Linked DNA regions of Homo sapiens: region 1 is linked to region 2. A link is a contact called in ENCODE Hi-C or POLR2A ChIA-PET data. All regions are on one chromosome and are shown on one strand. Each heading gives the region's core, a stretch centred on a gene start or an enhancer-like site at or near the end of the contact. The rest is flanking DNA. Distances are from core to core; before and after follow the strand shown.

Region 1 (4,468 bases), core at 1,232-3,731, 210 kb before region 2:
GGAGGTTGAGGCAGGAGAATCACTTGAACCTGGGAGGCGGAGGCTGCAGTGGGCCGAGATGAAGCCACTGCACTCCAGTCTGGGCGAAAGAGCAAGACTCCATCTCAAAATAAAGAAAAAAAAGAAGAAGAAGAAGAAGAAGGACAGAAAGACATTAAGGAACCAGAAATCGGGTGGGGGGTGTGGGGGGGCGGTGAGAGACACACACATCAATCTCTGTGAATGGCAAACACAGTTGGCTGCCAAACCAATATCCAACCCATCCCACCTCTCTGTTTCCAGAATCCCGGTTTGAAAGTGCCCATGTCCAGCCCACAGGAGACACATCCTTGGCAGCTCCCCCTACCACCAGGAGTGGCCATGTGGCCTGGCTCTGAAGGCAGCCCTACTCTCCCAGTAAGAAGACGCCTGCCCTGGTGACTGCTCCTTCCATCACCCCATGATGGTGACAGCCCCTTTAGAGCTGTGAGGAAGAGGTCAAGTGACTTGGAGCTTAGATCCTGAGGACATCACTGAGCCAGTGAACCAGTGCCAACAGCTACCTGCCTCCAGGCATCTTGCTGAGAAACTTAACTTTTGAATTTGTTCAAAAGTCCTTGCGTCTGCTTTTCTGTTACCTACAGCAAAAACACATCTTCACGGAAGGCCCCAGATACAAGGCACCCTGTGTCAACTGGAAAACCAGTGATGCCCCACTCACCGCTGAAGAACACAGGGTAGGAGAGAAGGAGACTGACCGCTGGTGGCTCAATTAACTCTGCCAGCATTTCCTGAGAATGTGCCATGCATGTGCCAGTCACTGGAACAGGAGGATGAGTGACTCCAGCCACGGCCCAAGAGAGGATCACAGTCTAATGGGCAGATGGACACAAACTCATACTCTCTTAGAGGAAACCATAATAGGAGCTAAGTTACAAGTAGAAAATGTTGTACAGGGCGAGGAGCAATGAGTCCCTGGGGATCCTGCCATACTCGCCCTACTTTCCTTCTCCTATCCCTCACATAGAGAAAATACCACAGTCGCACAATTGCTCAAGTCTGTATCCAATATCCTCATCTACAAAAGAAATTATAAGAAAAAAAAGACAAACATGCAACAGATAAGTTTTTAAGGCGGCTCCTTTAAAACCATACCAAAGACTTACAAACTCTCTTTTAGCATTTGCTTTTAATATTACAGACTAAAAATCACCATTCAACAGAAACAAATCACCTGAAGGAACAGTGAAAGGTTTCCTATTAAACTGAAGATTTACATTACTATGGATAGTAAATAAAATTCCTAATTTTCACCAAATCATATCTAATTTGGTTATTTTAAGCCAAGTGACATCACATGTAGTTCAAATACCACATCGAGCAGGGAACACATCACCCAGAAAAAAGGATGCCGGCAATGCTGTGAAAGTGGGGAGCCAGCGTGTTCACTGAGGCTCTCGCATGCCCTGCCTGAAGCCCAGATCACTCTGCAGATAAAACAGCCGCTGAGAGAGAGCCATTTCTGCTAGTGAGCTCTGAAAAACTGGTAAGAACTGATTAAGAGGGAATAAATTAGAGAGAAAAAGCAAGCACAACTCTAGTTAATACAGCATGTGGAAACAGTGGCAATTTTGGTTTGTTGGTTTTATTATCTTTTCCATTTCTCTAACTTTCAATAACATTTCCGTTAATGATGATCACAGAAACCCTTTAGTGACAAAATGAGCAGAGAAAAGAAATAGGCACAGCTCCTGTCCTAAGTGGGAACACACGGGCAAAAAGGGGCCAAGGCCGGGGGCAAGCTTTGAGGGAAAGCAGAGTAACGGTGATGTGGGGGAAGCCACGGGGGGAAAACGCAAACCCAGAGTCACACGGTTGGGAAAGCCCGTCCTTGGCTCAAGGAGGTGCCATCGCATTGCTGCTGAGCTGCCATTGGATGGTAGTGTCAGTTACTTACCTAGTAAATTTATCTAAGAAACAAAGTAAAACCAGAGACACAGGACCATGTATGCACCAAAAGAAGGCAAGAAAGGTCTAGCTGAAGAGTCAGCGAACCATCAAATGACAAGTACCTACTATGTGACACTCACTGCAGGGGACTTGAGGACAGAGCAGGGCCAGCAAGGATCTGGGTGTGGCTGGGCCAGTGCATGCACAGAAGGACTGTGCAAGCTGGAGTTTGTTCCCTCTGCCCCGGGCCTCTGCATTCAGCAGTTCTAGGTGGCCAGGGGGCTGCCTTCCTTGACAAAGCCCTTCCCTGATGAGACGCCAGGGCAAGGCCGAGTTAGCCAGAGCTTTCATCTTCGTCCCTCACGTTATTCTCTTCTGAGGCTGTGCCTGCCTTTCAGTAAGCACGGTGAACACACACAGACACGCGCAAGTGTAAGCACCCCCCACCCACAAGGCCAACGTGCCCTGCTGTGGTCATGAAGCCCAGGCTGCAAAGACAGCACCTGGCCACTAGAGGGCGACGCTGAACGCTGACGGCCGGGTCGCAAGAACCAACCGCCCTCCCCGCCTCAGCTCCTGGGGGCCGGGCCCCAGCTCCCACAGCAGAAGCGAGATCTCCAACAAGGCCCACAGGAGAGAAAACCGCCGCCCTTCCTCAGGCCTCCAACAGCACCAAGAATGCCCACTGTCTACACTAACCAGAAACGTGTGACCTGGAGGCTGGGAGCCCAGCCCGGGGTGACCCCGGTTCCCAGCCAGCTCTGCCCTCACTGTGGGGCTGGAGGGCAGCCGCCTGTTTAACCTTGTCTCGAGCTCTTCAGCTGTAAACCAGCGATAAGGCCAGCAATCTGGGGCACGCAGGAAGGGGGTGGGGGTGCAGAGGGGGGTCTTTTGGTGGCTGATAACACAGTCTCTACAGCACAGTGCCCAGCACAGAGTGAAGGCCCCCAGTGGCTGTAACCATGGGAGCATTTAAACACACTGCTTTCCCTGGCTCTCTGTTTCATGAGGAGGAGATTTTGTCTCCCCAGTGAAATGCCATCTCTGGAGTGTGTTCTGATTTCTGTGTCTATCGGCTGTTCCCCATCCCTGCAGACCCCAGGCTCTAAGCTATGGGGGTCCTGGCTCTTGCCTTCTCGCCAGTCTACCCAGCTCCAGATTTCATCAGCCCCCGACTCACGCAGCCCACCCCACCCACATCCCCAGCCCACGGCCTCCACTCTTGCCCCCTAGTCTCCCACCCTACTCTGACCCTCCTCCAGCCCCTCCCATGAGCTGCCCAAGGACTCCACGTCGTCCATGGCCACTGGCAACACTCTGCTCAGAAGCAGTCATCGGCTCTTCCTTCCACAGAATAGCAACCGCTTTCTGATGCTCTGCACCGCGCTTTACTCCCCCGGTTCAAAACCTCCCAGAGGCTTCATGCTGTGCTCGAAGTAAAAGCAGAGCTCCTTCTCCTGGACTTCTCAGCCCTGGGGACCTGGTCCCTGCCTGCCTTGCAGGCCTCTCCCCACACCCCACTCAGCCACCAGGCCAGAGCCTCAGAAACCCCTCAAGCACATGAAGCTCTATTGCCCGCAGGACCTTTGCACCTCTGGGCCTGTCCCTAGAATGCTCATGCCCCCTCTTCAAATACCTGACTCCGTGCAGATCTCGCCCCAGAAACAGCCAACTGCAGAGCAGCTCCAGCCTCTACCCTCCACATGCCTTGACTCTCCCTATATGCTTCCTGCCTTCTGATGGTTGCGGGGGTACTGAGCGAGCTCCCTCTGTCTCCTCACACGAGAATGTCAGCTCCTTGAGGGCAGGGCCCTCGCAAGCCTCGCCGCCGATTCCTCCCCAGTGCCTACAACCACAGCAGGTGCTCAACAGAGCCTGGATGAGTGACTCTACATAAATTCCCACTGACCTTCACGAGGACCCTGCAGGGCAGGTCTCATGCTCCCTCTACAGCTGACGAAACAGGTAGGTTGAGCCACTTCATGAGTAAGGACACGGCCAGCCATCACACTGAGGGCCTACTCCAAGGCCGCACCTGCTTCCTCCTGTCACCAAGGGCCCAGGCCCCTTCACGGCTGCCCTAGAGCCACGGACACCAAGGGGGCATCTACTCGTATTAGTGCTGCCAAGGTGTACGGCTCCAAACTTCTGTTCATGCCCTCCCAACCCCCAAAACACCCTCTCCCGCTGACCTCCATCTATCAGCACGCTCTCATAAAGCCTAGACTGGATGGTCACCCCTCAGGGGAAGTGGAACACAGCCGTGGCCTGGCCCCACTCCTTGACGGACGGGTCGTCGTGCCTTCTGTCCTACCGTTCGAAAGCCTTGAGGGCCAGAGCTGAGCTCCACACACAGTTTGCCCTCCGAGGCCCCACTGCTGCGAGGCAGGCCCTAGACGGTCCTCAGGAAACTGCGTGTTCTACATGTTACCAAATCGCACTACCATTCACCAGATACATGTGACCAACTTGAGTGTCATTTTCCGGGGCTTCAAAGCAGGCAGTCTTTGTGTGAGTAAATATTGAGCCAATGCTAAGA
Region 2 (4,296 bases), core at 1,188-3,687:
CCTGCCACTGACTTCACTTCCCCCACCCTGTGTGTCTCCAGGGGAAAGGCACACTCTCCCCCCGGGCCGCATGTGGGGCTGGGATGCGGACCCAACTTTCCTGCTGCTTTGCCTCGACGCCAGGCCACGCAGTCCACAGGAGGCGGGAACGACAGGTACCTCGGTGACTGGGCACCGCACTCAGAGCAGCAGAAACAAACCTGGTGCAGTCAGAAAGCCCAAGTCCCGATGCACTGGTTACCAGCAGCGGACACAGGCACAGCAAACCACAGACAGCAAAACTTAGTGCTGGCCGGGCTGGAGCCACTCCAGAGCGCTTCAGAACATGTGGGGCGCCCCTCCTCACCCCCAACCCCAGCTCCCCGTGCTGCCCCTCCCCCAGGGTTTGCAGGGCACCAACCCTCTCCTCCCTCCTAGGAGATGCCACCTCACCTGGGACCAGGACAGCCCCAGCCTCCATCTCCAGTCCGGCCCTCCTAGCCCCCCAGGGCAGGACAGATGCCAGGGCCAACTGTCCTGAGACCAAGCTCCACTTTACCCCTGGACATCTCTGTACCCAAAGCCTCCTAAAACACCTAACCCCCCCCACCCAACCAGAGGTCCCTCACCACCCACACAAGCAATGCCCCTTCCTCTACCAAGGGCCCCCCAGAGGGCCAGGAGCCTCCCCCTACCCCAGCCCTCCTCTGGCCAGTGCTCCCGCCACCCCACAAGTGCCAAGGATCCCTGAACACACCTGGCCCCTCACACCCATGTGCTTGCATTCCTGCCCTGGCCTAGAATGCTCTTTATCATCACCCACCATACCCACCCCACCCGCCCACTTCCACCTGTCCTTCCACAAAAACAGGGGCAGGGAGGAGGGGCCCACCAGGCAGGTATGGCCTGTGGGTAGAGCTACAGCAGGTGACAGTGTGGACCCAGGCAGAGAAAGGTGTGCATAGGGTGGTGGGGAAGGGAGAGCACAGGACACACAGAGCTGGGGCAGGAGCCGGGCGTGGGGCAGCTGGGGAGGGGCTGGCGGGATGCTGGGGTGGGGCTGGCAGGATGCTGGGGAGGGGCTGGCAGGATGCTGGGTATCAAGGCTGGCTTCTGCTTGACGGTGAGCCCAGAGGTTCCCATTACATTATTAAAAATAACGAAAATATGGCTGGGTGAGGTGGCTCACGCCTATAATCCTAGCACTTTGGGAGGCCGAGGCGGGCAGATCACCTGAGGTCAGGAGTTCAAGACTATCCTGCCAACATGATGAAACCCCATCTCTACTAAAAAAATACAAAAATTAGCCCAGGGTGGTGGTGCACGCCTGTAATCCCAGCTACTTGGGAGGCTGAAGCAGGAGAATTACTTGAACCCAGGAGGCAGAGGTTGCAGTGAGCTGAGATCGCGCCACTGCACTCCAGCCTGGGTGACTGAGCAAGACTCCATCTCAAAAAAATAAATAAAAATAATGAAAATAGACAAAAGAGGACTATGCACAGACGCCCAACAGCAGCACAGACCCCAGGCCAATGACGCATCCCATTCTATGCCCCGGAAGCCCAAATGATGAAAAAGGGAAGAGGTCTCAGCCCACAAGCCTCCTCCCTTAGAAGGCTGCCCCAGCACTGAACAGCCTGCTACGGGAAGTCACTTAATGCAACACTAGCCCACCTCTGCCCGCCCGCCATGGGACTCTCGGTAGGCCCTGCGGCAGGGGTTGGGGGGCGGTCCCACCTGCCCTCCCTGTGCGGCAGGCCCAGCGGAGAAGAGGCAGTCAGAGAACACCTGCCAAATGGCCAAGAACAACAACGTCCCTTTCACCGTCCAGCTGCAGAAATGGGGATGTCTCTCGCCAAGACCGCCTGCAACAAGGGCCGCCCGCAAGGAAGCTTCTGCTTGATGTGAGGTTCCGGGGAAAAGGAACCAGGCAGGGGAGAATCCCGTGATGGTTCATCAGGCCTCAAAGTCAGAACTTACGACTTTTTAAACGTTTCAGTACAATTTACCTTTCTGCTACTGGTACTGGTAAAGAGGAAAGGTCTGCAAATCAAATAACAGTAAACAAGATATCGATGTTACTTAAGCAAACACGTTACTCTCAAGTATTTGAGAACGGTGTGGATAAAACCAATTCCTTTTATGTTTTTGTTCAAATGCTTTCTTTTCTGAAAGCCCGCATGGAGAGTTCTAATTTAGGTTATGTTGGTGAACAAAAATAATCACAATGTGGGGTTTATATCTTCTAATTATACAGAATTTAGGACAAAATATTCATGTAAGTGATTCTGGAATACTTCATAAATAGGTCATATAGGCTCTTTTTATTGCCAAAATTCTTGAAACTCAGTGCAGCAGAGTCATTGTCTCCATGTGGAACTGAAAGCAAGGCAGGCAGCCAGCAGCCCCTCCACGATGCCGGCCACATCCTGGAGGTGCCGGGCGCGGTGTCAGCCAACAAATCAGCCGACACTGGGGTTTTTAAAGCCCCTTGCAGAGCTGGTCACCATACATGTGGGCCGCAGAATTCCAAGACTCTCGGGAGAGAAATTTTGCTTCTGCAGGCGTAGAGGATGTGGTTCCTCCCTGGTGCAGTCGGAACAGTGAAAACATTCAGGAAAGTAACTGAATCGAGCCCCTCCCGGCTGTGAATGACTGAGTTCACCACACAGCCACAGTGGGGCTTCTTCACCTTGCTCGCCATGACTCAGTGCTAACAGCCCACTTCATCCTTTTTTTTTTTTTTGGAAACAGGGCCTCCTCCCTATGTTTCCCAGGCTGGCTTCAAACTCCTGGGCTCTATGGATCCTCCCGCCTTAGCCTCCCAAGGAGCTGGGACCACAGACACGCACCCCTGCACCCAGCTCTGCTGTTTTTAATCGTACAATTAAGCAGTCAGTTATTTAAAAATACACACTTGCCCAACTTAAAAGAACCACACTTATTTATCAATTATGCCAGCTGGGCTGGTGGCAGTAGCAGTGGGCCTCATTCCCTAGGGCACTCTGGGGGCGCAACCCTATGGGGACTGTCCCCCAACTATGGCACCACCTAACCTGAGCCCCGGTGGCCCTGCTGAGCTGGGCGTCAGGATGAGGTCTCGACTCCCGTGACATCAACCAACTTTCCTGGAATGTGCCGTGATGCCCTTGACAAGTGTGGGGACTTGGGGGCGAGAGGGAGGGCCTTGCTGTGTCAAGCCTGCAGGCACAGGAGGGGACACACCAGTCCTGGGCTGGGCCCCAATGTCCACTGATATCACAGATGCTTTCTGACTGTCCCTGGGCATGGCTAACTGAGGGGTGCGGGGGCTGAGGGGTGCGGGGGTTGGCCTTTCTGGGTTTTTTTTTTTTTTTTTTTTGAGACAGAGTCTCGCTCTGTCACCCAGGCTGGAGTGCAGTGGCTTGATCTTGGCTCACTGCAACCTCCGTCTCCCGAGTTCAAACGATTCTCGTGCCTCAACCTCCAGAGTAGCTGGGATTACAGGCACCCACCACCACACCCGGCTAATTTTTATTTTTAGTAGAGACAGGGTTTTGCCATGTTGGCCAGACTGGTCTCCAACTACTGACCTCTGGTATTCCACCTGCCTCAGCCTCCCAAAGTGCTGGGATTACAGGCGTGAGGCACCGTGCACGGCCCGGGGGTGGCCTTTATGAGGGATGCAACCTAGGACTTCAGCAATGTCCGTTAGCCTCTGCCTCATGGAGCTTCAGTAACGTCGTCCAAATGAATTTGGTAAATCTGTCCAAAACAACAAACCCCAACTCCCACCTCAGCCTCCCAAGGAGCTGGGACTACGACATGCACCACCACACCCAGCTAATTTTTTATTTTTAGTAGAGATGGAGTCTCACTATGTTGCCCAGGCCGTTCTCAAACTCCTGAGCTCACGCAATCCTCCCCCTCTCAGCCTCTCAAAGTGCTGGGACTACAGGCATGAGCCACTGCACCCAGCCCTGTTAATTTCTGTTTAAGTCCCTGAAGAGAGAATTTAAGATAACGAGAGATTTCACTATCACACACTGGACCCCGCGGCTGAGAGGGCAGCAGTTTCCCACCTTAGGCCATTCCAGGGCTCTTGCCTTCTCTGGCTGTTTTTTGGGTTTGTTTGTTTTTTTTTCTTTTTCTTTTTAGACAGAGTCTTGCTCTATCACCCAGGCTGGAGTCCGGTGGCACGATCTTGGCTTACTGCAATCTCCGCCTCCCAGGTTCGTGCAATTTTCATCCCACAGCCTCCTGAGTAGCTGGGATTACAGGCACCCACCACCATGCTGGCTAATTTTTGTATTTTTAGTAGAGACAGAGTTTCACCAT

What was found. Hi-C counts contacts between places; a loop is a spot of excess contacts on that map. ChIA-PET counts read pairs that join two places held with the same protein, here RNA polymerase II (POLR2A). Pooled maps may share reads with other maps.
Region 1: a loop to region 2 is called in a pooled map, with 2.7 times the contacts of the local background. The contact joins two enhancer-like sites. A Hi-C loop is called at or near these places in 7 of 50 pooled maps. POLR2A ChIA-PET finds 5 or more read pairs at or near these places in 3 of 52 experiments (activated B cell, activated T-cell and naive thymus-derived CD8-positive, alpha-beta T cell).

Annotation. Positions count from the first base shown.
Region 1 is chr22:46,801,509-46,805,976 of GRCh38, reverse strand. The region is part of intron 4 of TBC1D22A (TBC1 domain family member 22A); the gene reads right to left. Among named protein-coding and RNA genes, the nearest start is that of TBC1D22A, 41 kb to the right of the region's middle. RefSeq lists enhancers at 2,450-2,499, 2,520-2,689, 2,710-2,759. Within about 2 kb of position 2,481, at least 4 of the 41 ENCODE cell types and tissues checked have a DNase peak (open chromatin) inside an H3K27ac peak, as active enhancers do.
Region 2 is chr22:46,590,877-46,595,172 of GRCh38, reverse strand. It overlaps a transcript of GRAMD4 not described here. Among named protein-coding and RNA genes, the nearest start is that of GRAMD4, 27 kb to the left of the region's middle. RefSeq lists a silencer at 1,611-1,670. Within about 2 kb of position 2,437, at least 20 of the 41 ENCODE cell types and tissues checked have a DNase peak (open chromatin) inside an H3K27ac peak, as active enhancers do.